Linked DNA regions of Homo sapiens: region 1 is linked to region 2. Evidence: chromatin contacts called from ENCODE Hi-C or POLR2A ChIA-PET data. All regions are on one chromosome and are shown on one strand. The core of a region is the stretch at or near the end of the contact, and the rest is flanking DNA. Distances in the headings are between cores, read along the strand shown. Region 1 holds the start of GIMAP2 (GTPase, IMAP family member 2). Region 2 holds the start of LINC00996 (long intergenic non-protein coding RNA 996).

The links. A loop is a pair of places that touch in the nucleus more often than their neighbours do. ChIA-PET counts read pairs that join two places held with the same protein, here RNA polymerase II (POLR2A). Pooled maps may share reads with other maps.
Region 1: a pooled map shows a loop between it and region 2 (5-fold over the local background). The contact joins the promoter of GIMAP2 here to the promoter of LINC00996 in region 2. A Hi-C loop is called at or near these places in 1 of 168 maps with a recorded cell type or tissue (CD4-positive, alpha-beta memory T cell), 11 of 37 single-sample maps with no recorded cell type and 12 of 50 pooled maps. POLR2A ChIA-PET finds 5 or more read pairs at or near these places in 11 of 52 experiments (CD4-positive, alpha-beta T cell, CD4-positive, alpha-beta memory T cell, CD8-positive, alpha-beta T cell and 6 more).

Annotation. Positions count from the first base shown.
Region 1 is chr7:150,684,071-150,687,125 of GRCh38, forward strand. GIMAP2 (GTPase, IMAP family member 2) reads left to right here and starts at 1,636. Exons shown (of 3, transcript NM_015660.3): 1 at 1,636-1,715; 2 at 2,982-3,017. The coding sequence starts at 2,990. LOC124901774 (a long non-coding RNA gene) reads right to left here. Exons shown (of 4, transcript XR_007060589.1): 2 at 2,052-2,106. RefSeq lists an enhancer at 1,511-1,710.
Region 2 is chr7:150,432,326-150,435,750 of GRCh38, forward strand. It overlaps LINC00996 (long intergenic non-protein coding RNA 996), which reads left to right and starts at 1,329. Exons shown (of 4, transcript NR_034033.1): 1 at 1,329-1,504. RefSeq lists enhancers at 1,470-1,569, 3,221-3,425.

The sequences.
Region 1 (3,055 bases), core at 386-2,885, 250 kb after region 2:
AAGCAGGAGAAGCAATATTTGCATCTCCAAACCTAGAGGAACAGTGCAAAAACAGAAGGACCTATCTCCAGTTGCTGGGAGTGAGACCAGTTGTTAGCTCTCAGCTGTTGAGCCGTCAGACCTGTCCAGAAATTAGCTTATGCTGAAGAGAGATGCCCTATGTAAGTCAAGTGTCTTTTCCAGAGGAAGTTTGCATCCGATGGGGATTATAAAGTTCTGCTCACTCTCCTTCATTCTGAAAGTCCAACCAAACTTTAGAACTCCCTGTAGAGTCTATATTTGTTGTGACTACATCTCAGTCTCACTTCTCCCTGCCTAATCCTGGGTTCTTCCCTTCTCCCTCTAGCACATTTCCTGAGAAGATTCCCTAATAAACTTCCTTCATCCATTTTATCTTCATCTCAACAGTCTGTATTCCTAGGAACCCAAACCTTTGCACATGTACATGTACATATCACTTATGTTAGGAAACGCAGTGATGTAATTTGCAATATTAGTAGGTCAAAAGGAAAAAGACATGGAATTATATCAGTCAACGTCAAAATAAAATTTTCTAAATTTATACCACAGATAAAAGACTTTAATGAAATAGGACTAAGCAAAGTATAGCCACACTGATTTTAAAATAAACTAATTAATTTCCAATAACCAACATCAATATTAATGATAAGATATTAGGTGCCCTACAGGTAAATAAATAATAAAAGCACATTAACTCACTTTTGAAAAGGTAGCAAGCAATTGTAATTATACAAGAGAAAGCAACATAAGATATTTTTGGAAACAAGGAGGGAAAATTATCACTATTTGCAACTGAGTCTATGATAAACCTGGAAACTCCAAGACAATCAAAAGGAAATGTTTTAAATGCTAGGATGTGGAGAAATAAGAACACTTTTACACTGTTGGTGGGACCGTAAACTAGTTCAACCATTGTGGAAGTCAGTGTGGCGATTCCTCAGGCATCTTGAACTAGAAATACCATTTGACCCAGCCAACACTCCAGAGTATTACTATAGACATTTCCTAGACAATTTCTCCCCACAGGGAGGTTCTCTGAAATTACAGAGCTGGACAGGGAAGAAAGGCCCAGAATCCTAGAAGCCATGAATGAGTTATGTAAAAATGTTTTGATGGTTAATGATCCTTACAATCAGACTCAGACAAAAATGTCCCCTCTCAGGTTCCCCTTTCTGTGCCCTTCTTCCCCTGGGCAGTGCCTATCAGAGGCTCCTCTTCTCTCCCAGTGGCATCTGCTTTAGAACAATCCCTGCTGCTGGTGTCAATGAGGTTTAAGCCCTTCTCAGGGGGCCATTTGCATCTAGACAAACTTCTAACTGTTGGGACATATCCCAGCTGGGAAGGACTGAAATCCACCAACTTCCTTGGCATTCATGCCTTTCTTTCCAGTCCAGATGAAATCATTAAAACACTCTTTTTTCACTTTTGAGAAGAAGAGACAGTTGGCCCACATGACAGCAAATAACTACTGATTAACTTTCCATTTAAACTGTTTATTTTGCATAATGGCATGAAAGAGAATTTCAAACACAGGCACGTGGTGGCGTTCATTAGCAGTCAGGAAGCTCAGGAAGATTCAAGAGAGGAAGAAGACCGACTGGAGTCTCGGTTTTACTTTCTTTTTCTCTTGGAGCTGAGCTATAAGACAACAGGACTGAACAGGGAGCCAACTGTTTCTTTGAACAGTAAATCAGGTAAGCCCAGATTTACGAAAAGTTCTGCAGTGTTGATTTCTAGGTCCCAAGCCATGCACAAACATTTTCATTTTTCTTAGAACAAATTTGTCCTATTTTAAGAGAAGCAATTTAGAGTGACTGCCTTTTCCTTAAGTGGAGCCAGTTTACAGGAAACCGATGTAATTTACTTTACACATTACTGGCAAAGAAAGAATTTCCATAGTATAAAGTCAATAAAAAGTGCTAACTGGGAAGAATTTGGGCATTAATCGGTGGCTTTCAGTTTTCTGTGCTTGTACGCTTGGTCTATGCCTGCCAGATTTAAGCAAGAGAAACTAGCTGATGAAAACGTACCGATATTTCTCACTCCATAGTAGTTCCTACATTGCAAGGGCTTCATAACCAGGGGCTGTTGGGGAATGAGAAAAATTCAAGCCATTAATGGATCAAGTGAAGTGTATTTCCAGCTTAAAGGACTGCACGGTTTCCCAGAGTCATAATCTTCATTCACTGAGTCTCTCAGCAAAGACTCAACATGAGGGAGGAGGTTTGGAGAGAGTAGAGGAGGGAAGGAGGCAAGGTGGGAAAAGAAAGAGAGGGAAAGGGAGGACTGAGCCTAAGGTGTAAGGGAAGGCACACCTACAGAGAAAGCTGACAGAAGCGAAGAGTGTGCAGGCAAAACAAAAACAGAAGGGAGCCGGGCTGATCTGTGAGAGGACGGGAGGAAGAAAGCGAGAGAGAGCTGGGCATGAGGCTTACAAATGAAACCCACTTCTCAGCCCCTCAGCAAGTGATTCCAGTTCTCTGTAAAGTAGGAAGTCATTCCTTTCCCACCCACCTTGTCCCTTATGAGTAGACAAATGAAACATGGTTGTTTAGAAATATAAGGATCTTGGCCTAGTGTGATGGCTCACGCTTTTAATTCCAGAACTTTGGGAGGCCGAGGCTGGTGGATCATTTGAGGTCAGGAGTTTGAGACCAGCCTGGCCAACATGGTGAAACCCTGTCTCTACTAAAACTACAAAAATTAGATGGGCATGGTGGTGCACACCCATAATCCCAGCTACTCGGGAGGCTGAGGCAGGAGAATCACTTGAACCCAGGATGTGGAGGTTGCAGTGAGCCGAGATCGCACCACTGCACTCCAGCCTGGGTGACAGAGTGAAACTGTGTCTCAAAAAAAAAAAAAAAAAAAAGAAAGAAAGAAAAAGAAAAGAAAAGAAATATAAGAATTTTTCATGATTTAGAACTGAAAAATAAGTTTCTTGTCTCTCTGTTTCTCAGGAACACCAATGGACCAAAATGAACACAGTCACTGGGGTAAGAAGGTGACTTCACGTGTGTGTGTGTGTGTGTGT
Region 2 (3,425 bases), core at 79-2,578:
GGCAGATGATGAAAGCAGAAGACAGGAAAGACAAAGACTTCTTGGTGTTATCTTCCATGGTGAGTGTGCAGTTTCCATATTCTCCAGCTATGAACTTGAACTCAATGGGAGAAATCTCCCAGTAAGATGTTATGTGGGTGGTGGCCGAGTAGGGGTGGGTTGGTCGCTGTGAACTGTCTGAGACTCTCCTGTCTTAACATTGGAGAAATGGAGACTTGAAGAGGTGAAGCAAATTTCCCTAGATGACTTGGGAACGTTGGGTTGTGGGGAGTTGGGTTTGAACTTGGACATTCAGTTTTGAATCCACGTGCTTACAGAGGGGTAGAGAAGGCTCTAGGGCATGAGAGTCAATTACTCAGCAGAGAAGGGAAAGGGAGAAGATTTCACACATTCCTGCCCTTCTGAGTTGATTTCAATCCTATCTGAGTAATAGACATCATTATGGTTAATATTTGTCTCTGATTGGTCGTCTTTGTTTTGACTCCCCCTGAATTAAGGATTCAAGGGCAAGTAGTTTATTTGAGAGTGGATCCCGAGAAACCCTGGTGGGGGAGTGGGAAAGTGAGAAAGAGAGGAGGCCACTGGAGGATGACTGGTAAGTTCATTTCCACTTTGGGCCACTGAGCTTGATCCTGCTGGGGAACCCTGGCAGGTACGTCTCAGATGCCAACCATGGAGCAAGAACACAGGGGTGTTCTTTCCATCTGGCCTTGGTGGCAGCATCTCCCAGGGGCACTGTGTCCCTGGTGCTCTGGTCTGTGGAGAGTCATAGGTGCTCTTGTTAAGCATCTGTGTGCACGGAGAGGAGAGTGCTTGGGAGGGATAGGGGGTGGCATCAAGGGCATCTGCAAACCTCAGGCAGCTGGAGGATGGCCAGGTGGCTGCCTCTCTGTAGCTCGTGTCCTGAAGTGTCTTTCTGTGCCCACTTATTTGTGCTCGACCTTGGGCTGCAAGTTTGTTGATAGTTACAGGGGGTGGCTCCAGCCACCGTGTTGGGTGTCTCACCCTGTCCAACCCCTGATCTTTATTGTGGACCAGGCTATAGACAGATCTTTGTCAGCTGCCCCTGTGAGTCTTCTGTGCAGACACCTTCCTGTGGAAGAGTTGGTCTCTGGTCACTGTTTCAAGTCTCTGCTGCGGCCACAGCTTTCTTATCTCTCACTTTGGGGATCTCAGGAAATGAGACACCAGGAGGTGTCTGCTGTACAAAATCCTATTTGCTCAAGGAACCTGCATATCTCAGCTCATGTTTCTTAATCATTTTTCTGATTCTAAAAAGTCGATGACAAAACTTCGATAGAAACACAGTTCTAGCATTTGGGATTGGAGGAAGAAGTGTATTCAGCATTCTACCTTCTTCCTGATTCTGTGAGCTTAGACCTGCTTCCACTTTCAATCTCTCTCATTGCAGGCTGAAGAGGACTGGCCTTTCAGTGGCCCTCGTGGAACGGTAGGAAGCTGAGCTGGACTCTCTGCCACATCGTTCGGTTCCCACAACAGCCTGGTAGGTCGGGGTAGTCACTTCCATTTGGGAGATGAGGAAGTCGAAGGAGAGAGCTAGAGTGAGCCAGAACTTAGGGCTGATCACAAATTGGATGAGTAATTGAGATAACTAGGATGGCCCCTAGCTAAGGCTGCAGGCAATGCCCCAAGGAGACTGTCACCTTTTTGTTACAATTTTCCAGGGTGTGATAGGACTTAGGAGGATGGTGTGTCTGTCCCTAGGACTGTAGGTTGTTCTAGAGAAAAACAAAATTTTAAGGACTTTTTCTTTGTGCATATGCCTCAGGTAGGCATCATGTGGGCCTAGGCAATAGGACCTAGGAAGGAGACTCCCCTGTTCCCAGGCCTGCCGCTCCTACTCAGGAGGCTGAAGGGTCCCCACCCCAACTAACCACAGAGTCAGACACATTCTTCCTAACACACCTTCCTCCCGACCTCCCAGCTTCCCTCTTTGTCACTGAAGTCATAGACTTTTTTTTTTGAAGAATTATCAACCTAAATAACAAACAGAAGCGATTCTCCAAAGATGATGAATTTATTTGGAAATGAGCAGCATGATTGTGATGCGGAGTGCCCGTGCCACAGCAGCCATGGGCGCATCCAGGAGGCTGAGGCAAGGGGAAGCTTTTAAGGGCACAAGGAAGACTGGGTGTGGTGACTCACGCCTATAATCCCAGCACTTTGGGAGGCTGAGTCGGGTGGATCACTTGAGGTCCGGAGTTCAAGACCAGCATGATAAACATGGTGAAACCCCATTTCTACTGAAAATACAAAATTAGCTGGGCATGATGGCACATGCCTGTAATCCCAGCTACCTGGGAGGCTGAGGCAGGAGAATCGCTTGAACTTGGGAGGCAGAGGTTGCAATGAGTCAAGATCGTACCATTGCACTCTAGCCTCGGCAATAAGAGCGAAACTTGGTCTCAAAAAAATAAAGGCAAAAGGAGGAGTGCACAGGAGTTGTTGAGTTGTTTTTGAACAAAGAGAACATTGGTTACTTGGGCACAGGAGTTGAGGTCAGATTCTTAGTGGAGATGGCATGTGAGGTGAGAGTGCTCCAACATGTGGCCGGCCGTCCAGTGACTCCTGTGGCAGGCTGCAGTTGGGAAGGCCCTTGGAAATAGTCCTTATTACAGGCATATGTGTGTCACAGCCTTCAGAGAGTCTTTGTAATAGTCCTTTTTTTTCCTTTTCTTTTTAGAAATGGGGTCTTGCCTTGTTGCCCAGGCTGGAGTGCAGCAACGTGATCATAGTTTACTGTAGCCTGGGCTCAACTCCTGGGCTCCAGTGATCCTCCCGCCTCAGCCTCACAAGTAGCTGGGACCATAGGTGTGAGCCACTGTGTTTGGCTGTAATCGTTGTTATTGTAGGCGCATGTGCATGAGGACCCTCCCTTCTTAGGCTCCTGACTCTACTTTGCTTGGGTTTGAAACAAGTGACTCCATCTTGAAATGGACAACTGGCACAGAATAGAGCATTTCAAGGGCAGATTAGATGGCAACTTAAAAAAAAGGTAAAGAAAAATTAAAGAAAAAATTAAAGGTAAGGAAAAATTTACACTTTCTAGGAACTTCACGAAGGAAGGGAAACATGAGACAAAGAAAGAGAAGTGGTTATCAGAAACTAAACTGCACGAGGCTTGTGAGGTTTCTCATGTTCCTCCTGGAACTTCCTCCTAGACTGTATTCTGCCATCTGCTCTGGGGTCACGAGGGAAAGGGCCCCTCTCCTTTCATGGCCTAGAAAGCGTGGCTCTGAGCCATTCTTTGGGCTGAGGTGGGTGTCTGGGGTGCTGGTGGGGACAGCCAGGCCCTGCCTTCCTGGGTACCTCTTGCTGCTTGTCAACAGACCCTGCCCTCCATACTGTGAGGGATTGAAGGATTAACTCCAATTCTTTCCTGTCCTCCATTCATACCCATGCCA